Linked DNA regions of Mus musculus: all the other regions are linked to region 3. Evidence: chromatin loops called from intact Hi-C (ENCODE). Cell type or tissue: left cerebral cortex. All regions are shown on one strand.

Region 1 (8,000 bases), 480 kb before region 3:
GTTAAGCAATATGAAAAGACCACGATAAGCTTATTAGAGCATGTTTTATATTTCATTAGGACACGGCAAAAATGGGGAAAATCCATGCAGAATAGTTTAATATAGAAAAAATTAAATAAGAGCTGTATCTTTATTACCACAGAATCAGGGTACTTTCTAACTCAGAACAGCATATTAGCAAATAGTGGAATAGGAAATCAAATTTAAATTAATAAATTTTCTATACTTTATACTCACTTCCACATTGATTTCTCACTTCCTTCTCTCTTTGTGAGTTATTTATTTACAAGATCATTTACAGCCATGGGTGAAGAGCACTGGTAGCCCTGGTCATTGACCTGAGCCAAGGATTCTAGGTATCATTGCATGATGCCTTTTATCATTTAAGAGGAAACTGTTTCTTCTGTAAATACAATTCATTTTAGCCCCTTAATGACTGCTGAAGTCCAGGAAGTGATTTGTGGCAGCATTCGGAGTAAGGCAAAGGAGAGGCTGGAGGCAGCCCAGACATTGAGAGCAATGGCTGCTCTTGTGGAAAGCCTGGGTTTGAATCTCAGCACCCACCTGGTAGCTCACAACGGCCAGTAACTCCAACTCCAGTGGACCCAGTGCCCTCTCCTTGGACACCTCTCCTTGTACAGCAGGAGCATATGCGATACACACTCAAACATATAGGCATTCAGACATAAAAGTAAATTAATTAATTAATTAATTAATTTAAAAAAAGAATTGGGGCAAAAAATAAGTTTCCTGGGGAGGGACAGTGAAGGCTCTGCAGTGTCCCTGTCTGCCATGCAGGGCCATCAGCACTCCAGCTGTCTCTTCACACCCTTGGGCTACAGCCAAGAAGCACTGTGTCCTGAGCTTTACCCCAAAGAGACCTCAAGGCCCCAAGGCAGATGGAAAGGTCAGAGCTTGAAGCCCATGGCTAACAGGACAGGTAGAAAAGAACAGGCAGGAAACAGTTCAGGCCCACACTGTCCCCAAGTGTCCCCTACAATGGGGTCAAGCCAGGTGCCACCTCTGTTCTACACTGCTTGCTGCTCTTCCCCAGGGACGATCAAAGGGCCTCGCACTGGAAGAACCGGCTTTGAGGTACACTGCTGTCCCCTTGGTTCCCTTCACCTCTTTTTTGTTCTTATTCTTGAGCCTCGGCTCCCACAGTCTTCCTTGTTCTTTCATTATCACCAATGTAGTAGCTGTTTTCTTCTCTTATGTACAAGTGATATGCGTCGGTGTGTGCATTAGCAGGTATGGATACATGTGTACGCATGTGAATGCCTGGTAGATATTTTCCTTGATTCACTCTGTTTTATTCAGTAAAACAGGCTATCTCAGTTAAACCCAAAGCTCACTCACTTGGCAAGTCTGCTTAGCCAGCTTGCTCTGAGAGTCTCAGCCTTCCCTGTGCTGCTGGAATTACAGGTGAACAGCAATGCCTATCCAGTATTCACATGGCTCCTGGAGACCCAAACTCCTGTCTGCATGCCTTCTCAGTTACTGCTGACTGACTGTCTCTCCTGCCTACCAATGTGTATTTGGCTTCTTATCTCTTGAGACTATGGCTGAGAGAGCCAATTAGACCTGCATCTCAGAGATGCCAGATCCTCCACCCAGACCACCGATTGGGCTGGAATTAGGTAGCTAGGAGGAAGCTCTCTTCTGCAATGGGTGGAGCCTGAGCACACGAGGAGACCTCTAAAGCCCACCCCCACAGTGACACACTTCCTCCAACAAGGCCACACCTCCTAATAGTGCCATTCCCTGTGGGCCTAGCGTACTCAAACCACCACAGGGTCATTCAACTCCGAAGGGCTTGGCCTGGGCATCTATCTCCCTGCCTCTAACATGGTCTGATAGCATTGCCTTTCCACAGGAACGCTCACCACTTGTGTGCCAGAAGCTATTGCTTTGGTACCTAAAGATGGCTTTCAAAGAGCAGGGTTCCCTGTGCCAGCCACAAGTTGAGAACCACTGATCTAAGGCATAAAAATAATACAACACCAAACAAAACATCTAGGATGAGAATCAAAATGAATAGCATGTAATAATTGTACAAGAGGCAGCAACATAGGACAGACTCACATCTATTTATAAATGCATTGACTATAGATGTGAACATCAAAAGCTAGTGATGCTAGGAGAAGGCACACTCCAGAATTTGGGAGACTGAGGCAGGAGGATTTCAAGTTCCAAACTAGCCTGCTCTACATAGGGAGATGCAAAGTCTCTAACTAATTAGTCAACACTAGTAATAGTTAGCTGTGATGGAGTTGAGTGAGGAATGTATGGGTAGGAGACACAAGCTTTTGAAGGCTTATATGTTTGCATTTCTGTCCTGGAACTGTGTGAAACTATTGTCTACTTAAATACGTTTTGAAGAGAGGAGAAATAATTTAAGCATTATTAGGATTAAACTTAAAACTTAGGGATGCATTTGTGATCACCAGGACCCTCTGGTTTCTTATAAGCTATAAGTCTTGCCTGTACTGTCTGGGATATTCTGCTTGGTCCTAGGTTTCCTTTACAGGTCAGTCTCTTGCCTTTGTTCATCTTCCCATGCCGAAAGCATCACCACTTTTGTGTGCTTGTAGAAGAGCTCTTCCTTGGTGGCCTCTGCCCAGGAAAATTGTTCCCTTTTCTCTCTGTGTGCCAGTTACCTTAAGTGTCCTCTGAACTCGGCCAGCACCTGGGCAGCTATCTCCCAGGCTCTGATGTGGCCTGACAGCATGACCTTTCCGTGAACAGGGAGGCTCAATGCCAGGGGCTGTGGCTTTGCTCCCTATAGATGGCTTTCACACAGCAGGGTTCCCTGTGACACTTGCTTTTCTCCTAAAAGCTAAGTATCTTACCTGGTAAGAAAGAGATATACACACAGAGAGAAGGAGGGAGGGAAGGAAGGAATATTATTTATGTCTTGCTAGCTTTCCATTTGAAGGTGTCAGGATCACCAGGCTGTAGCAGGAAAACTCAGTTAAGGATTTGTTTTCTTTCCTTCCCAAGTACATGTTGTGTCACCCTTTGAAGTAGCCACTGTGAGTGTTGTTTATTTATAGATGTATAAATAAACATATGCATACATGTAAGCCAGTCCATTTCCTGTATTCTGCCAAGCTAGAAGGCTTTGTCTATGAGAGGGTGTGGTTTCTTTTCAACAACCTGGTTAGCATATTTATTACCTTTTCTTCTAAGTTTCATTATTATTTTCTTAGGGCAAAAGAAACATCCAGTTGTAATGTAATATACAAAACAAAGGCTTAAGGCTCTTTCTGCCCTGATGGGTAATGGCCTGCTTTGTATCTCTTACTACGTATGTATATAGGCAGTCCATCCAGGGTGGGCTATTTTCAACAGAAAATGCAGGGACCACATACAATTCTCCATTTTATTTGTTCTTTTCTCTTCCCTCTGCAACTCCCAACAGTGTCACCTGCACTCTAGCCCAGCTGTAACTTGTTACAGAGGTTGAGGATGACCTGGGCGACATGTTTTTTCTTAACTAAGAAATCCTGGTACTCCTCTTTCCAAGTCACTCGAGACCAACTCTGTGATGCTTCAGGTGTAAGAGGATGGCTGGACCATCCCAGCTCTCCGGATCCGTGGGTGCTCAGCGCTCAGCTGTTGCTATTTAAATCCTGCCAGTCTCTTGCTATTGTGTTATTCAAATTTGCAAACTTAGCAATTAAATCATGTTGAAAGTAAGAAATGGTGTTCTCCCTGTAATCCTCCTACCAAAGACACTGAGAAAGAAGGATTGCCCTGAGTTCCAGGACCACCTGGGCTACAGAATAAGAACCTGTCCTATAAGAGAAAAGTAAATCAATTTTAAAAAAGAAAGAAAGAAAGAAAAGAATGAGGCTGAGATTTCTTTCTTTGTTTTCAAGACAGGGTTTCTCTGTGTGGTCCTGGATGTCCCGGAACTCACTCTGTAGACCAGGATAGCCTTGGACTATTTTGCCTGCCTCTGCCTCCTGAGTGAGACAGGATATTTTTTTTTAATGATTTTTTTATTTTTTTTAAATTTTTTTTTTTCAGTGAATTCTCTTTTCCCATTCTTTCTCTGGTTTTGTGACAATCCATGATATTTAGCACTGCAGAAGGTTTTATTGTTGTTGTTGTTATTTTCTTTTCTTGAGATTGGATCTATGTACCCTGGATGTTCATGAACTTGTTATATAGATCTAATTGCTCCTACCCCTGGAATGCTGGGACTAAAGGCATGTGCCACCATGCCCAGCCTTGATAAAAGTTTTTATAAGAAATGTTTTTATCGCCAGGCAGTGGTGGCACACGCCTTTAATCCCAGCACTAGGGAGGCAGAGGCAGGTGGATTTCTGAGTTCAAGGCCAGCCTGGTCTATCTACAGAGTGAGTTCCAGGACAGCCAGGGCTACACAAAGAAACCCTGTCTCGAAAAGAAGAAAGAAAGAAAGAGAGAGAGAGAGAGAGAGAGAGAGAGAGAGAGAGAGAGAGAGAAAGGGAGAAAGGGAGAAAGAAAGAGAGAAAGAAAGAAAGAAAGAGACAGAGAGAGAGAAAGGAAGGAAGAGAGAGAGAAAAAGAGAGAGAAAGAAAGAGAAAAAAGGGAGAAAGAGAGAAAGAGAAAAAGAGAAAGAGAGAAAGAAAGAGAGAAAGAAAGGGAGAAAGAAAGAGAGAGAAAGAGAGAAAGAGAGAAAGAGAGAAAGAGAGAAAGAAAGAAAGAAAGAAAGAAAGAAAGAAAGAAAGAAAGAAAGAAAGAAATTTTTATCTTCTGGGGTATCATTACCCCCTTCTTCTCCTCTTCCTCTTCCTCTTCCTCCTCTCTCTCCTCCCTCTCCCTTCTTCCTCTTTCTACCCTTAGAGGGACCATGAAGTGATAGGAAACAGGCATGGGACTTGGAATTGTTGGCATGGAAATTGAAGAGCTGCACAAAGCACCCTTCATTCCAAATATTCTCCCTCTCAAGCTCATTTCTTGCACATAACACAAAAACTTTCTAAGACTTAAAACTTGGAATCTAGAAACACTTAAGAGGGGTCCTCTGGGATACTGCAACCAGCTTCAGGGAAGATGGGTCCCCTGCCTTTGATGGTGACTGTCCTGACCAGCATACCTGCTTTAAGGGCTCACCAGTGATCCAAGACTACAGGGACAATACAGAGCTCAGTGTGGCGATAATTACTGTTATTGTTCTGGCATCCTGAAATGTCAAGCTGAATTCCTACCAGCAAATGCAACACGGGAGAAAATTAAAGCTGTGGTGACATCACGTCTTATAAAGCGGAGTCACGGCTAATGATGCTCACTTCTTTTCCTGCGGCCACTGGGAGAGGATCCCTCATTTGGAGAGATGCCACCATTGTGCCTGGCCTTCTTCTGAGTGGAAGGTTTCTCCTAATCTCAGGAAAGTGTTTGTTTTGATCAGAAGTCCCTCTTTGGGCTCTCACCCTGGGTCTGTCAGGCACTGGCCTGGCTGCATGTGTGGCTGGGACACTGCTTTCATTCTGCGACACTTACTGTTCCCTCTTGGAGAAAATCTGACGGCTGATCCGCTGAGATGGGGGGTCGGACTTGCTGTGGCTGTGGCTGCGGCTGCGGCAGGTGTAACGGGTGTGCCAACAATCGTAGCAGGAGCGTCGACTCTCGGAACAGGGGCCCTGACTCCCGGAATAGATATGAAAATTCCAGAAACAGGAACTATGACCGGGATCTTGAGGTGAGTCCTCGCTGAAGATCTTCTGTGAACTTGGCCTTTGCTGTGGTTTCTTTGACAGCAACTCTTTACAAGTGTTCCATTGTGAGGGTGTGTGAGGGGGAGCCAGCATTTATTACTTCTGTGAATGGCTAAGCATTTTAGTCTTGTATCTGTCGGTATTCCAGTCACTACAATTAAAACTCACATTCTTGTCTTTCTCCTCTCCTCCCTTTGCCTTGTATTAATATTTTCTTCTAATTGGCTATAGTTTAGCTAGCAAAGTGAATGCCACTAAAGCCGATTACTGCTGCGCAGTGCTCTCCAAGACTTAGCCCTCTCTGCGTGAAAGTTTTCAGATCCTTGTGTTGGAAAAATATATATATATAAATTTATATTTTCTCTAAAGCCATTTTCCTCTGGGCTGAGGTCATTGGCAGGGTACCAACTTCTTATTTGAACTAGACAATAATAGACCACAAAGATGCTTGGGAGGATGGGGATATAGTGCAGTTGGAAGAATGCTTGCCTAAAATGCACAAGGCTCTGGATTCCATCCTAAGCTCCTCATAGACTAGGCATGGTGGCACATGCCTGTCACCTGAACACCAGGATGGAAGCAGGAATTCAAGGTCATCTTTGGTACCTAGTGAGTTCGAGGCCAGCCTGGGATACAGGAGACCCTGTCTCAATAAATAAATGTCAGGATGTTTTGAGAAGTAGCATTTCAGGAAAGTGGATAGTCAAATTCTGATTCTATGGTCTGCAGTACTGGGAACCAAACCCAGGGCCTCGTTCTTTCGAGGCAAGCACTCTACTGTTAAGTTGTATCTGTAGCATCTGTCTTCGGGTTCTAGTCCTCAGCTCCATGTTGCCTTTTGGGTACCACATTTCACCAGGTATAAGATGGAGACACAGCTCTGGCTCTCAACCTCCGTGGTTTCCCCCATCATCCCCACCCCTGTTGGTTGGACATGCTCTGCTCTTGTAGAGGCGGTAACTGCCAGCCTGGACTCAGCTTTGATGCTCATCCACCCTGCGCTCCACCTGTAATCGTGTATATATATATGTATACATTCACTTTGTTCTGTGCCTGGAAACTTTGAAGCTGTTGGATGGAATTCGTAAAACGTGTGTCGTCAGCCTTGTTTTGTAATATGCTCTGGGAGAAAAAGCGTGTCCTATAAACTTTTGATCTGTGCTTTTCTTTTCCCCTGTCAGAGTACTGACCTAACCCATAATTTAAGGAAGTCTATTTTAACATGTGTATATGTTTGTATGCACAGAGATGTTTTGGAAAACATCTAAGTGCTGAGTGGACAGCTTGAGATAGATTAAAACATTTGTTGACCCTGCTCTGACAGAGTCCGTGAGAGCATTCTTTCAGATGTGTCCTGCACGGAGAATGTAGGATCTTAATCGGTGTTTATTTCCACAACTCACGGCTTTACTGCCTTGCGTCTGAGTGCCTCTTTCTGCCCCGTGCCTGATAAGCCTCGGTTTTGAGATTCTTTGTTTTTAAACACCACCTACAGTCATTATGCATTTGATTCGTGGTCTTCTCTAATTATTGGCTAATTAGCAGCACTCTAGACATATTTTTAATGATTTCTAACCAGCAGTTCAGCAGCAAATGCCCAGAAGAACTTGGGAGAAAGTCAACTCTGTGGCTGGGAGACAGGGCCAGTGACACTAAATTAAATGCACAGAGCTTTGGTGATAACTTGGGGTTAGGAGAGAGCTCTGGGACTGTGATAGCTGACGCAGACTGCAGCGCTTCAGGCAAGCTGGTCACCTCAGGACATGGAAACCCACAGACCTATGCCCAGCTCACCGAGTGAAGGGCGGAGCCTGAGAGCACTTTGCTTCCCAAGGTGACCTACTGAGAGCCCTGAGCAGGGGGGGCATAAGTTTGCATAAGGTCAGATAAGGTCAGAGTGAGAGAGTTGGGGGATACTTAGATCACTGGTATTAAACATCCACTTTAAAATGTCTCTCTGTTAATGATGACGCAAATCAAATCATAACCCTCCAGTTTTGTGATAATCTTTGCCTAAAACAGTTTAAAAACTAAGAAAGCACGCTTTCTTCAAGAGTTAACCTCTACACCTGAAGTAGTGGAATATGCCTTTAATATCAGTACTTGGGAGGCAGAGGCAGAAGGATCTCTGTGAGTTCAAGGTCAGCCTGGTTACCACAAGGAGCTCTAGGACAGCCCCTCCCCCGCAAGTTAACCTATGTCCAGGATTAGGGGCACAGACCTGTGTTCCCTGATACCTGATAAGCTGAGGCAGGAGGTTCCCAAGTTCAAGTATTGCCTGGGCTACAGAAT
Region 2 (8,000 bases), 150 kb before region 3:
GTCCAGGTTGGCCAGAAATTCACCATGTAGTCTAGGTTGGACAGAAACTGGCCATCTAGTCCAGGCTGATGGCTTGGTTCTCCCTATAATTGGTTTTATCAATGTGTGCTGCTATGTCCAGCTACAGACACCACGTTTAATGTCACCCTAAACTGCTGATGAGCTGCCTCACACACAGATTGCTACCTGGAAGATCTCAACTTGTTACAAGAAACTATCCAGTAGTAGTAGAGAAAGCCCCAGGGTGCAGAGAGTCTCAAGAGTGGCTCCATGGACTGGCCCGTGTACACTTAGTGACAAAATAAATGATAATATAACTCACAGTTACTGACGGAGGTTTTCTTTCTCAATTACAGAAATAAGGAATCCCTGACCAATGCCCCCACCATCACAGACCCATTTTAGAGCTAGGTAGATACACTGACTTAAGGTCTTCCACTCATACTAGATCTAGAATAGTTTTGCTAGCATCTATGATCTTTTTTGTTTGTTTGTTTGTTTTTTCTGGATAGCTCAAATTAGTTTAGCACAAAAGATTAAAGTGAAGCCTTTATTTTCCATAATTATGGGAAGAGTCTTCTCTAGCATGTTTCCCCATGTTTCTTTGCAACAACATATTTCAGGGGCTTAATACTTACTGGACGAATAGTTGAAGCTAAAGTCTTGCTTAAGGACTCATCGTTGAACTGTTCTGTCTGCCTGTGGGGTTCGACTTCCAGTTCCCCAGTCCTGTTTGTTGTGTCCTCAAGTGGTGGTGACTGAACAAACCCCCAAGCTATATCTCTAATGCCATTTACTTTTTATTTGCGGGCTTATTTACTTATTGTTTTATCAATAAAAATTATTTTTATGTATTACTAAATCACCTAGGCTGGCCTTGGCTTCACACCATAGCCCGGGCATTCCTTGATCATGTAGTCTTCCAGGTTCAGTTTCCCGAGTAGCTGGTATCCCAGGCATGCACCATCAGCTGCATAATTGAGAATGGATGGCCTTTCTGGAAATGTTTCTTTAATGTGGGTTAATGAGAAGAAAAAAAAAAAAAAAAAAGGAAAGTTGGGTGTGTCTGTCTTCTTATTGCAATCAATAGAAAACCTACCATGATTTTTAGCTAAAAACAGAATTTATAGAAGGACCTAGGTAAAGATTTGTGATAGGGCTGGCTCCATGGAATAATTGGGCTCAGATAGTATTATCAGAACACATATGTATGCATATACACATATATCTATATAGGTATATGCATAGGTGTACATATAGGTATAAGTATATATATGTATATAGTATGTGTGTGAGTCTGTTTGTATGTGTGTGTATGTGTATATGTATGTACATGTTTACAGATAGATGGGTTTTATTGTGATATTTTCATACATGCACAAGTTTATTTTATTCATGTTGGAGAGAGTGTCTCATTGCACAGTACCAACTGGCCTGGAACTCACTATATAACCCAGGCTGGTCTTGACCTCACAGGGTCTTCTGCCTCTCCCCTCTAGAGTGCAGGGATCAAAGGTGTGTACAGCTGTCCCTAGCTGGTGCAGAGATTGTGCTGTTTTCATTTCAACTTTCAGCTCTGGCTACTACACTGTTAGAATTAGTGTTGGCTTCCTATGGCCCTTAATGGACAAGAGATGCTTACATCCTCCCAGATACCCAAAACAGAAATGAGGGAGAAAAAAACATCACCATCTCTCATAGGCACTTGTCTAGACCAATCATATGGCCATGAAATGGGATGAAATGATTGGCCCAGGCAGCGCCCAGATGCTCCACCCACATTCAAAGGAGTTCAGTTACATCTGCCCCTCTGGAACTGTGGGTGAAGGGGCATTCTCTGATGACAATCTTGGTTCTTAGTTACTAGAAGGGCTGAAGTCCGTTAATGCAGAAAGGGCAACAGCTCACAAAAAGGGATACTGGAGGAGAATGGAGCTGAGGTACCAGGAGGGAGTAAAATGTGCACACATCAGAGCTCCAGAGCCTACAAAAGGAGTGCTGACTTTGCCCAATCAGTCCCTGGGCTCGGGCTGCAGGAAGCAGGTGCCAGGCTGGATCAGTGCTTTATGGATAGCGTGCTTGGGGGGGGGGGGGGCCTGCTAGGAGTAAATCCATGAAATGTAGATGCCACAGCGGTATCTTTCAAAGGTATCAGGTGCAGAATGGTTTTTAATGTGGAATCCAGGCCTCCAATTAGAGGCTTGTTCTACTTGCTCAATTTGGTTTGGATTAAATGCCCACTGACCCCTTGTCCCTATAGCATTTCATTGCTGGGATGGATATGTGGGAACCCTTCCCCCACTAGTGGCATACAATCTCTATACCATTAGAAGTCTGCATTCATTCTTTCTCAGATGAACTATGCACCCTCCTGATCCTTCCATTAGCGAGGAAGCGATCCAAAGAAAAAAGAGAAGCCAATGGCAAAGGTAGCAACAGGCTGAATGAATGTTCATGTGGCCAAAGTCTCCATGGTTCCTAACCAACACATTTGAGGTGGGCAAGAATACTACCTCTCTCTCCCCAGCCAACAAATGAGAGAAAACAGGACACAGAGACTTCTGTAAGGTGTCCTGGGAGACTCCCTATCCACTCAGTCCTATTGGTTGTGCCTAAACACTTTCAACTAAAACAGATTAGTAGACCAGAAAAAACTTGCCTTCATCATAAAGAGGAATGTCCATTGCTGGATGTGGTGTGCATACCTGTAATCCCAGAAATTAGGAGACTGGAACAGGAGAATTGCCGTGTTTGAGTTACAAGGCTGGGTTGGGTTACATGATGAGTTCTGGGGCAGCCAGAACAGCCCCAGAGCAAGACCCTGTATTAGGAAAAAAAACAAAAAACAAAACAAAACAGAGAGCTGGCCAGCAGTGCATGGACTCAGGCGTCAAAGACAAGCAGGTCTCTGAGTTCAAGGCCAGCCCAGTCTACAGAGTGAGTTCCAGGACAGCCAGGGCTACATAGGGAAACCCCATCCTCATACAAAACAAAACAAAAAGAAAAGAAAGAAAGAAAAAAATGAAGAAAAATGAATTAATTAAAACCATCTCTCTCCATCAATGCCTTTCAGGTATAATATACATATACTTGTGCACAAGCACCCAGAGTTGAAGGGTCACAGGTGTCTCTCAATTGGCCCTGGATTCAGTCCCCAGCACCCAAAACAAAAGAGTTCATACCAGTGTTTAACGACTCCTTCAAAGGATTTGATGGAGAATAATTAACTGGGAAATTGTTGCTCAAGGGATGGTAGTCTTGTTCTCTCAAAATAAGTACATAATAAAAGGAAAAATACTTTTTTTTTCCAATCCCGGGTACAGTGTGGGACCTGGAGAATGCTAAGCAAGCCCTCTAGTACTGAACTTCACTACTGGCCTGGAAAATACACTTTTTAAAATGGAGTGTGGGGGAAGGGCCATGTGGGAGGAGGTGTAGGGAGAGCTGCGATTGGGATTTAAAATTAGTTAATTAATTAATTAATTAATTAATGGGGAAAATGTGTTTAAGTGCAGCATACAGATGTCTCCAGGATGGTTAAAGAATTCCTATCAGCTCCCTTTATGCCTGATGAATAAACCTCCAGTCCTTTAAGGCTATTCATTGATTCCTGGGTGGTTTATTTTTCGTTTTTTACGGGGCTTGACCCAGCTCACTTCCCTCCCTATTCCTGAAGCTGCGGTCTTTTGAGAAAACCCCGACTCCAGGAACCAAAACTCTTGGCTTTCTCTTCTGCCCACCGCCCGCAGGACACCTGCTGCCGACCTTTCTTAGTTCTGTCTCCCAGGACGGTTACGAGCTGAGTGCTGGGATCGTTGGTGTGCCGGGAAATGGCCTCACACCGTTCCTGTGACCCACTGTCTGGAAGCCGTGGGCTTGCTCATTATCCACGCTCTCCTGGAGGTCCAGTTACCAGCATTGTCCACTGCCAGGGCCACAGCGGAAACTGGTCTAACCAGTTTTCTCCTCTCCCTGGACTATTCCAAGGCAGACACACTCAAGCCTGGCAAAAATACTGAGAGTTTCTGTTCCCAGGACGGAGACCCGCCACAACAAGCCTGGCTGTTGTTAAACTCTGGTCTGGTTTCCTCCCCCAACCCCGTCTTCTCTCCCCAACACCTCCTGGGTTTGCCACGAGGCTATGCACCATCGAGTTTGAATGCCGCGTTGAGTTGTTGATTAAAACAGCATGCCGTTTTCTGAAGGTCAAACAACATATGACAATAAGTGGATATAAAATATCGGCGAAACAAATGTGTGGCTTCTGCACTGGATGCAGAGGCAAAACTGGCTGCCCTTTAAAAGCCTCCACGTTCTCGAGAAGTCCTGGAGTATTAAAATTGATGATGGTGATTAGGTTGCTTTTCAGAGCAGCAAAAATGTGTATAACCGAATCCTCATGGGCTTAGCCATTTTCAGCCCGGGCATATTAACTTGTCTGGCTGTGAAGCTGCTATTGTATACACAAGTATTTAACCGTGAGTGCAGCGGGTCCCAAATTAAAACCATATTTTGTTAGCACCACATGTTCCAGCTCTGACAGTATTTATCAAAGGGGAAGCTGCTGGATTTATTGAAGGAAATGAACTTGCCTGGGGTCTGCCAGACTCAACCCTTACAGCGAGGCTGAGCGTGAGGCTATTGGCTCCAGGCCACTCACTGGCTTCGGCAGGGTGGGCTATGGACACCCCACCCCCTGTCTCCCCACAGCTAGGCGTCGGGGGAGGTTGACAGCTCCAGGCCATTCTTTCTTCAAAGATCTGTTTGTATTCTCTTCTTTGTGAAGTCTTTGCTTCCTCTACCCAAGCTTCTTGCTTCTTTCTTCTTCCTCTGAAAGCTGCAACCTCAGTCTGGGGACTTTGTAGAGAAGATGAGATTCTAAAGCCTGCCCCACACCTCCTGATCTACATTTCAGCAAATCCCCGGGGGGGGGGGGGGGGGTCCTGTGCTGGCGGAAATTTGCTCTGCACCACCCCCACCCCCCACCTTCCACCCCTTACCCACCTCCTACCCCACCCCTACCTCCCCCTCACCCCACCCTCACTTATCTCTTTCACCTGTACTTCTCATTAGGAGCCTTGTTACCCACTCCACGTGTGTATGGATTTTGCTGGCTGTCACAATGCTGGGATGGAGCCCTGCTGGTTCAGTGACAGCAATGACACTGGACAGCTTGCAGAAGAAAGCAGTGCATATGTCACACAACTGGAAATGTGGCTGAACTCTCAGGCAGGTGAAAAGCCTATGCTTAATCCTGAGCCTGGAACCTAATTTCTCTTCATATACAGAAACAAAGCCTTGTTTGTACAATTTTAATATACACGAAGCCTTCTAGAAATGCAGCCTCATGAAAATTCAGGAAAACCAGCCCTTTGTTAGGGTCAGAACTTAGTTTTGTTAGCTCAAAGTGGAGTTTGCAGGTCAATGTTACATCTGTATTGGTCTGTATCTGTAAGATGCCCCAATAAAAGTGAATTTCCCCCCTCTGGTGGTGGTAGGGATTGACCTTAGCACTTTAAATATACTAAACACTGACCCACGATCCCAGCCCCCCAGTAACAGTGACTTTCATGGTATTTTTTTATGAGTCCTCATTGCAAATGTTAAAGAGCATCTATCTATACAGTAAAACTTCTGTTCGTTTAAATAGCAAATTATGTTTATATTTTCTTTGCATTTGAGCTTAGGAATTTATTATATCAGTTTCAAGTTAATTATTCATGATTCAAGAAACCCAAGGGACATTCCAACTGTTCCCGAAAGAGGTGTCTTAGTTTCTTGTTCCCTGTTGCTGTGATAAGACACCTAGACAAAAGCAAAGCAAGCAAGGAAGGGTTTATTGCAGCTCGATGTTCAAGGGTCTAGTCTGTTGTAGCAGGGTGGTTGAAGGGATAAGAGCCAGCTGCAGCTTGTCACATCACATCCAGAGTCAGAAAGGGAGTTAGGAGAACTCCAGACAGTATAAAATGCATGTGATCAGCCAGGAAGTGGTGCCACCCACCTTTAGGATACATAGGTCTTCCCACCTCAGTAAGTTCCCTCACAGGTGTATCTGGGTGAGTCTAGAGCCTATCAAGATGAGAGCTCACAGTATCCATCACAGACACTGGTCTAATGGTACTCGCTCGGCTTCTGGACGCTACTTACTTAACATGGCCCTTATGACGAACTGTCTTGTTATGCTGACTGTGTTTCTAGGAGACCATGCCTCTGTCCTCTTCTGCACAAGATTACAAATGTCCTGTTGGTGGTCTGTGTGTCATAAGCCTGGTGTCTGTCCTACTTAGTTCTGGATCATCCTGTTGTTACGATGGAAACTGTGGCCAGAATGAACTTGGGGAGAACAGGTTCGTGTGCTCTATGCATCCTGGTCAGTCTCCCCTTGAGAAAAGTCAAAGCAGGTGCTGAAGGAGAGGCTGTGGAACAATGCTGCTTCCTGGCTTTCTCCCTGTGGCTCATTCGGCTTGCTTTTTATAGAACCCAGGGCCATCTGTCCAGGGAGCCACACTGCTCTAGTGGGGTAGACCCTCTCCCCTTAATCGTTAATCATGAAAATACTCCACAGACTTTCTACAGGCCAATCTTAACGGAAACAGTTTTTCAGTTTCAAGTCCCTCTTCTTAAATGACTAACAACCAGCTCGGAATTCTGCCTGCACTTTAGCTCAGTGTCATGCATGGTGCCTTGTCAGTTAAGGCTGCTCACAGCCCTAAAAGCTGGGACTAAGGGGGCAACATAAAGGAAGGTGCCATAAAATTTAGTGTCTCTCAAAGACTTTCTTCCAGCTTTCAGATGTGTAGCCCTGGCTGCCCTAGAACTTACTCTGTATACCAGGATGGCCTCAAAATCAGAGATCCTCCTGTCTCTGCCTCCCGAATAGTGCTGGGATTAAAGGCGTGTGCCACCACAACTCAGCCCGATGTCTGCTTTTAAAAACCAGAAGTATGAGCCAGTCCTGGTGGTATATGCCTGTAACTACCTTGGAGGCTGAGGCAGAAGGATCACAAATCCAGGATAAATGTGGAGGGCAGAGTGAGTTTAAGGCTAGATTGGGTAACTCGGTGAGGCCTTAAAAGGAAAGGTGAAGAGATCTGAGGACACACTAAGTGATAAAGAGCCTGAAAGGAGAGAGGCCCTTGACTCAGTGTCCAAAGCTAGTATCAAAGCTAGCACAGCTGTGAGAGGGGTTTCTTCCTAAATCACGTGTCTATGTTGTTGTGTTGTTGTTTAGACAGACTAAAACAATGTGAATTTCTTCGAACAAATCTTGTAAGTATAGTTTACTTAATCACAGTTAATAAATAACAGTGTGACTGTTTTTATGTATGGAACCTTGGTGTTACCCTGGCCACAGTTTGGATAGGCCATTTTATCACTTCCAGTAGAAAGAGATGAACTCTTTTGATGGTTCCCAAACTTGGGTGTTTGGGGGGGGTGTCTTTCTTTCTTTCTTTCTTTCTTTCTTTCTTTCTTTCTTTCTTTCTTTCTATACAATTCAATGGACTTACCTACTCCAAACATGTTCAAAGATTCTGAGGCTGGGAACCAGCCAGGTACCATAGAGCTTAGAGTACAGTGGGCATTCTTATAGATCATCAAGTTTGTCTTGTAGACCTCAGGATGCCGGAGGCTTACAGATCACCTGGGGCCACTAGAATATGAAGATTTGATTTCCAGGGTGAAAGTAGTATCTGGGAGTCAGCATATTCTAACAAACTCAAATGATGCCAACAATGTTGGCCTAGGAACCATGGTCTCCACAGCAGGGAATGGAGATTTGTAAGGTCTCATTCGCCTAAATATTCCTGAATAACAACTGCTACCAAGTTATAAGATTAAGATGACCTGTTTCAAAAAAAAAAAAAAAAAAGGCCTGGCTCTGTCTGTGTAGGGTAACCTTGCTGAGTTAAGTCAACATGCTAAAGTATAGCATCTTAGTTATAAATTTTAGGCAATTAAAAAAATAATCTATATTTTAATTCTAGGTAACCAGAGTCCTA
Region 3 (8,000 bases):
AACACACACACACAAGCCCCAGGACGCGTCTCCAGTGCCCAATCGAGAACAGGGTCTCACCTGCGTGGGTAGGAGCAGTGCCAGAAGCAGCAACCCCAGCCCTAGCCTGGCCACCATCGCTCTGCCCATGTCCGCTCCGTCGGCGCGCGGCGCGACTCTCTAGATGTTCGGTAAGTGGAGATCTGCTAAGCTCGCGCGGGCGCAGGCAAGGTGGGGAGCGCGGCCGGCCGGCGGGACCTTATATACCGGGACAGCCACAATAGCCGTGACGTGCGGCGCCCGCCCACCCGTGCTCTCCTCCTCCCCCGCCGCCTCCCCGCCCCCACCCCCACCCTCCTGTGCGGCTCTCACGGCCCCTCCCCCGCCGCCTGCACCGGCCCGGGGTGACTTGGGATGTCCCGGGGCGGCCAGCGCGGCAGGTGGGCGGGCGCCCCGGGCTCTGGCACAGCTAGGGTTTCCCCGGGCAGGCTGCATGCACAGGCGCAGGCGACTCCCACACGGGACCTGGGGCGAGCACACGAACCACACACGCCGGCCGGCCCAAGTTTCCTTTGTTTCCCCGGCCCTGCCATCTTACCCCCCAACACGAAAAGTCGAAGCCGCGGGCGCCGCGCAGACTGCGCGGAGCTCAGGGCTGGTTTTTGTCAAGTGCCGGCTGCAAGGGGGAACGGGACAGGCTTGGCAGGTCCCCGGGCCGTGGTGCGCGGGGTTGGCGAGGAGGAGACCGGGCGTCGCCACGCACTGTCCCTTGGCGGCTGCACGGCAGGGATCGCCAGGATCCCGGGCCCCAGCCGTGAGTATGCTCGGCTGGGCGGCCGCCCCTGGCTGCTTGCTTTGTGTTTTGAGTTCCTCTAGTGCTGCATCAAGCATCGCGCACCCGGCCATACCCGGGAGCATCCAACCGGACCTAGGCAACAGCCAGCTGCGCTCGGCCACGGGGCGGGACATTGCGAGGGACTGGGTTTCGGTCCCAGTATTCTCCACGTTTCTGGGGACGTGCTTGTTCTGCCTCTGTGGCACAGTACTTGCTCAGCGTTCGAACGCTTTCTTATTCAAGCCATTTCCACCCATAGTTGCCTTTAAGTAATTTGACAAACCGATTCAGAAAGATTAGTCATCCGTCTGTACATTTTAGTGGAATCTTTCTTTCGACCTTCTTTTGTGAAAACTTCAAAGCAAACTTTAAAACAACTTAGTGGTAGAATATTTTCTAATCTTTAATCACAGGGTTTAGGACCTTCCTATTTAAAGTTTAGCCCACGTGTTTTACAGACCTTAAAGCAAAACAAAGCAAACCTAGCAACGGTGGAAATTTGTTTAAATTTCAATTTTTGCAGAACAGCCTCGTAAAAACAAAGTTTTATGGCAGCAAGCTGACAATGGACTCCACAGTCGTTGGTTTGTGGCTGCCTGAGCCTTACCAAGTCAGCCACAACCGCTCAGTAACTTTCCACGTGTGAGGTGTGCTTGGGCGCACAGGAATTTTTGTATAGCGCCAGTGAACTTTCTGTTTAACAGTTAGCACACTGTATAGAAAGGTCGTTCTGTGCCCAGCAACGGCGGCGCTCCTCTCCCAGGGTGGCGCAAGGACTGACTCAATAGCGCCTAACCCCAAGGGCGCCGTCTTCAGAGTTTCTTCAGGACAACAGGCTATGGGGCTACTCCTGGAGTTATTCCTGGCTTCCATTTGGTTTGGGGGTTTTGTTTTGTTTTGTGCCCTAGGCTTGTTTTTTCTGCCCCTCAGTTCTCCATTCTTGCCCCTCCTTCCTCCAACTTGATCTCTCTCCCCTCCCTCTCGGTATTAGTTTAAGGAAATGTGTTGGTGCCGTAGTTAACAACACAGCCTCTGGAGCCAGGTATCGGCCCAAATGCTATGAGACATTCTTTTTTTTTTTTTTTTTTTTTTTTTTTCTTTTTTACTTTGGACAAAAAGCTGGGGCTGCTTCTTCTGTAAAACGCAGGTGATGGTGACACTGTAACCGATGTGTTATTAAGCAATTAATGTACACCAGCTGTGATAGTGCATGCCTGGAAACCAAGCTCTAAGAAGGCACAGGCGGGAAGATCACTCACTGCAAGTTCCAGGCCAGCCTGGTCTACATGAGCAAGTTCCAGGCTATCCAAGGTTACGAAGCAAGGCCCTATCTCAAAAGCAAACACAAAAGACTGCTGTGTCTGTTGCGCGCTCCAGTGCCTAGCTCTTAGCTCTCTCCCTTGGCATTTGCTCCTTGGCTGGAGGGAACAGGAAACAGAAAGCAGTTACCTTCCCCGTTTACCTCTCTGTGTGATTTGAAAGAAACAGCGAGCTGAGCCGCAGGCTCGCTCCTATGTGGTGTTTTGTTCCGTTCTCCACCTGTGCAGAATCTCCCGGGGAACGGACCGATTCTGTGTTTGCAGGATGTTGGCCATTCTGTGCCCAGAAGGGGGTGTCCTGACCTATGACCCCTGAAGCCTCAAGTGTAAGAGCCCCGCTCTGAGCTGGCTGCTGGTGAGCTGTCCTGCTCCTCCAGCTTTCCACGGTTCGCTTTTCTCTTAGGCAACAAGAGCTCAAGCTGCCACTAGAAGGAATCTTAACGTTAACCCCAGTTCTTCTTTAGAACATGACCAATTTACACTTTCTGGAGAAGCTGTAGCATGGAGTGGTTTTGAAACTGATTGTTCATGTATTAATATGTGTGTGAACGGTGGTAACTAGTAAGGTCAGTTTTCTCTGGTTTTCATGGAATTGCCTATGACGTGCTTTCTGGTTGCTGTTTGACAATCGCTGTGTATCTTGGGCTGGCCTTGAACTCGGATTCCTCCTGCCTCAGCCTCCAGAACGCTGGGGAAATCACCGCATTCTGGACATTTTGGATGTTGGTCCTGTCCTGGGTAAGACTGTAATGGCAGGGCATACAGTTCCTCTGTGCTCAACGGAGAGGAAGGCTGGCCACCAGACAGGTGCAGCACTCAAGAGACTCTGGGTCCAGCCTGTTCTGCCCGTTCCTAGGATCCTGTCTGACTTCTCGTGAGCATCCCCACCTCCCAACGCCTAGAGTACAACGCCTGTCTGGTGGACCCACATGCAAAGGATAAGGCCCTAACTGAACTAATTCCAACATTTAGCAGAGTGCTGGCTCACAGGACACAGCAAGCTGCCTCTGCTGTTGCCGTGGGCATTATGTTATGCTGTGGCTCTTTAAATCATACTCCTTTTCCCCCAGCAGCATCTTTGCATATCTTTGTGTTTCTTTTTTCCTTTCCTCTCCTTGCCCATTTACTTATTTACTTACTTGCTTTCTTACTTTTATCATTGGGGGAGGAGGAGGGGGGTCTACATGTGCCACAGCACACATGTGACAGTCAGAGGACTGTGTTGTCTTGCTACCAAGTGGATTGCAGAATTCAGACTCAAGTCATCGGGCTGTCTTCCTGTTAAGCCATCTGTGTGGCTGTGTGGCCCGAAATGCCCGCCCTCACATGGTGTTTTGTGTGTGGGTCTGTGAGGTTGACAGCGCATCCGTATTGTTTTTTATTCTGAAATAAAACAGAGATGTTAAGAAATCTGGCCCCAGCCGCAGAACCAGTTATGATACCACCTCTGAAGTTACAAAGCTTCCTGACCCAGGTTTCCAGTCCTTTCTGCTTTGCTGAAAAAAAACAAAACAAAAACAAAACAAAACAAAAAAACAGGAGTCAGGGCGGAGGATGTAGCTCAGTACTACAACTGGCCTAGCGTGTACAAGGCCCTGGGTTCAATCCCCAGTACGTGGGAGTGAGGGCAGGAATGCAGAGACTATGTCCACCCCATGTCCTCTCCTCCTGGCACTCAGTATTGGATAAATGGACTAACATTAAAGTATATGGTTAACCTGCATTTTGATTTTTAAAAGATAAGTCTTATTTTTAGGAAAATAGAAGATTAAATACAGAGCTAAATTATTTGACATTTTTAGCAAAATGGATGTGAAGTGAGATATTAATACAATAAAGTATACTTTCTGGGCTTTGCTGTGTAAACAGTGCCTGAAATAATCACATTTAATTAAAATCCCCTTCTACTTAATGATGCTGGTTTTACAATACTTCTTTCTTTCCTGTTTCTATGCTGCCCTGCACTTAGCTGGCATTCAGTTCTTCAGTTTGTCTTGGTCTTTTAGGCAAGCTTTGTTCCTCTCTTTCACCAGCCCCAAGCCTGGAGGCGGGGAAGTGACAAAGTGGGTTAGTATTCTTGCTAATGTGGTCCAAAGTCCCTGCTGAAGGCGTCTCCTGGACACTCTATGGGGATGTGCTGCCCTCTGCTGGCCACATGGATTATTAACGCTCATTGTCAAAATAATAAGTAGATTTAGACAGAGATGATATATTTTTCATCTAACAAAAAGCCCTGAATTTTGTTTTTAAAAAAAAATCCTGAATTTTTGATCCTCTGGAAGCTAATAAGCCACAGTGAGTTTCTTTTAGAGTTATGGGGTTTTTTCTCCTATAGCTTTTTTTTTTTTTCAATTTCTCCCAGATGGTCAGCTTCACCCAACAAGAAAACAGCTGTAAATAGAAACAGTCCAGACTATGTTTAGATGCAAACTGAGTAAGGTGGCCCATGCTGAAGTGTCCCTGTGTGGAAGTTGCTACTGTTTAAGGGAATTAAATAAAAAGAAGGCACCCTCTTAATGCCTTTGGTCAAACTGTGAGTTCAGAGTTTTAGGAAGTGTTGTCCTGCAGGGATATGAGAAAACGCTTTTAGATCTGTAGGAAAGGATGCATCTATTGGTGTTAATACAGCATGTCTCCCTCTGCCAATTCTAATGCTAAATTTAGTCCAAAGATATATTTGTACAGCCTGGTGGGGGCACACCCTTTAATCCCAGCACTTGGGAGGCAGAGGCGGGTGGATCTGAGTTGGAGGCCAGCCTGGTCAGCAGAATGAGTTCCAGGACAGCCAGGGCTACACAGAGAAACTCTGTCTCAAAACATCAACTATAATAAAACTGACTTGTACAGAGTAATGTGCAATAATTAGTTGCTGTTTGGTAACAGGCTGAAAAACACTTAACTATCCAAAAACCGAGACCTAGTTAGAGAAATTAACATATCTATACTATTAAATAATATAAAGTCACTAAAGAGTGCAAAAGGACATTATATTCTTTATATATTATATGTATTATGTGTATATATGCTATATGTGTATGTATATGTATGTGTGTTACGTGAAGATATCACTATGGTAAATTCTTAACCTATTTTATTTTTACATGCATTTATTTATTTGTTGGGCAAGGGGACATGCGGATGCAGAGAAGAGCTTACAGGAGTCAGGTCTTTTTCCAGGGGGATCAAACTCATGGCCATCGGGCCTGCAGCAAGCACCCCAGTGATGGACTCTAGACGACCCTGTTTACCCATGGAGTTCAGCTTGTTTGGCCAGTTACTCCTGGACATGGGGTCTGCCCTGGAGTGCATATTTTATTATTTTATGTGAATGGGTGTTATCTGCATGCATGTCTATGCATGACACAGGTGCAGTGCCCAAGGAAGCCAGCGGATACCAAACCCCACAGAGCTGGAGATGGCTGTGAGCCTGGGTCCTCTGGAAGAGCAGCCAGTGCTCGTAACTGCTAAGCCACCTCTGCACCCACAACATTTTCTTTTCCTTTTTCTTCTTCTTTTTCTTTTTCTGTTTTAAACAGGGTCTCGTGTACTCTGGCTTTGACATAGCTAAAGAGACCTTAAACTTTGATTGTTTGTTTTGTTTTTTGAGTGAGATTTTTCTCTATGTATCCCGACTTTCCTGGAACTCAGTACGTAGTCCAGTCTGGCCTTGAACTCACAGAAATACTCCTTCCTCTGCCTCTCAAGTGTTAGAAATAAAGGCATTCACCACCATTTTCAGCTCATGATAAATTAGTAAGTTAAAAAAAGTAAGATCAGCACACGCCTTTAATCCCAGCACTCGGGAGGCAGAGGCAGGCGGATTTCTGAGTATGCAGATAGAGTACTCATAAGGTAAATAAAAAAATAAATCTTGTTTTTTTAAAAAGTAAGATCTGGAGTTGAAGAGATGATTCAGTGGTTCAGATTGCCGGCTGCTCTTCCAGAGGACCCAGGTTCAATTTGCAGCACCTACTTGGTAGCTTACAAGCTTCTGTTACTCCAGGTCTTGGGCCTCTGACACCTTCTCACCATCTCCATGGGCACTAAGCATACATAGACAAAGTATATACAGACAAAACACCCATACATATCAAAAAAAAAAGTTTTTAAACCTTGGAAGTACCAGAGTGTTATTCCAGGCCTCAGAAGACTGAGGCAGAAGGAATACCATGACCTCAGTGCCAGAATGGGCTACAGACAGAATGCAGGAGTTCATTAGCCAGACAACCATTCTGAAATGGCATGGTTCAGAGCCAGTCTATGGATCACGGGAATAAATAATAAGATAAAGAGTAATAGAGGGGGCTGGTGAGATGGCTCAGTGGGTAAGAGCACCTGACTGCTCTTCCAAAGGTCCAGAGTTCAAATCCCAGCAACCACATGGTGGCTCACAACCATCCATAACAAGATCTGACTCCCTCTTCTGGTGTGTCTGAAGACAGCTACAGTGAACTTACATATAATAAATAAATCTTTAAAAAAAAAAAAAAAAAAAAAGAGTAATAGAGGAAGAAGATACCTAACCTATAGCCTCTCCAAAACTGGTATAAACAGATAGACATACAAACTCAAAAGAAGGAAAATTTATGTTGTGGGTTTCCCTGGTGCTGTTTGTGTTCTGATGTTAATTCTGCTTCTGCAAAAGGGGCTACCCCAACAAGGAATGGATCATGTACTCACGTGATTTCATGTAAACCTTCTCCCCATTTTAACTGGTCAAATGAAGGCTAGAGCCTGTGATTGGGCAATGGAAGGGAAAGGTGGGGTTGAAGGTTCTAGAGAGTCGGGAAAGAGTAGAAAATGAGAGAGGAAGAAGACAGAGAAGAAAAGAGGTTTAAAAAAAAAGAAAGCCAGGTGTGGTGGCGCACGCCTTTAATCCCAGCACTTGGGAGGCAGAGGCAGGCAGATTTCTGAGTTCGAGGCCAGCCTGGGGGTCTACAAAGTGAGTTCCAGGACAGCCAGGGCTACACAGAGAAACCCTGTCTCGGAAAAAAAAAAAAAAAAAAAAGACCACGTGGCCTAGAGAACCCACAAACAACAAGAGATCTCACAGCTGGGGAATAGATTAGTGTAGTGGTAAATCTGCCCAATCCAGGCATATAGCTTATAAACATTAAAACTAAGTTGTGTGGTTTTGCATGGGCATATTGGGGTTAGAGATTTACTATAACAAATTGGTGCCCAATGTGGGGCTTAGAACCCAACTAACCTTAGATAAAAGTCCACTGCACTCACCCCAACCCCTGAATAAATGACTGGGACAACGATCTCTGGCTACAACAATATACAGATTAAAAGCTGAGTGGGTCTGAGGGGTCTACAGAGAGCTACAGAGAGGCTCCCTCTCCAACCCCCAGACAGACAGCTACAGCCAGGGACATCACCCCAGCCTGGAGCTGGAACTTGAGAAGTGCCAGTGTGGGGTTCCCTGAGCCTAGGGAGGGATGGGACCCTGGAGCACAACTTTGTGTCAGAGTGAGATGATTGAGGCATCTATGCCCCAGGGAGACTTTGCATGCTCATTCCCCATATCCCCCAGTCTACACCAGGACATGGGCCAGCCAGACCCACTCTCCAGACTGTTTGTGCTGCAGGCTGCCTGAGATTAGTGCACATGATGCCAGTTGCAACTCAAACAAAAGACAGAGAGCAGGCTCAGAAGTACAGAAGCCAAGGATCTTTCTACGGTCAGCCCCTCCCTGTGAAAAAAAAAAAAAAAAGAAGGAGAGAACTACAGTGTCCTAACTCAAACAGCAAAGGGAGACAAAGGTACAAAAGACTCCAGGTCAGATAATAAAAATTATAAGTTGATAATAAAGATATAAAGATATATATATATATATATATATATATATATATACACACGC

Evidence for each region. A loop is a pair of places that touch in the nucleus more often than their neighbours do. Peaks named below come from ENCODE experiments on the same cell type or tissue, not always from the same donor. Only the 100,000 strongest peaks of a DNase experiment are listed, where the experiment ranks them.
Region 1: a loop joins it to region 3, with 2.2 times the contacts of the local background. A loop is called at or near these places in 31 of 42 quality-filtered maps.
Region 2: a loop joins it to region 3, with 2.0 times the contacts of the local background. A loop is called at or near these places in 4 of 42 quality-filtered maps.

The regions. Positions count from the first base shown.
Region 1 is chr10:44,056,197-44,064,196 of GRCm38, reverse strand. The region is part of intron 2 of Crybg1 (crystallin beta-gamma domain containing 1); the gene reads left to right. Among named protein-coding and RNA genes, the nearest start is that of Crybg1, 89 kb to the left of the region's middle. In left cerebral cortex, no CTCF peak of the experiment used is centred here; a DNase peak (open chromatin) is centred at 3,600.
Region 2 is chr10:43,719,485-43,727,484 of GRCm38, reverse strand. No RefSeq gene overlaps it. Among named protein-coding and RNA genes, the nearest start is that of Gm40634, 20 kb to the left of the region's middle. In left cerebral cortex, no CTCF peak of the experiment used is centred here; a DNase peak (open chromatin) is centred at 3,980; H3K4me3 peaks cover 788 bases.
Region 3 is chr10:43,571,383-43,579,382 of GRCm38, reverse strand. It overlaps Cd24a (CD24a antigen), which reads right to left and starts at 214. Exons shown (of 2, transcript NM_009846.2): 1 at 61-214. The coding sequence starts at 129. In left cerebral cortex, a CTCF peak has its summit at 4,273 (motif pointing left); DNase peaks (open chromatin) are centred at 124, 899 and 4,258; H3K4me3 peaks cover 1,032 bases.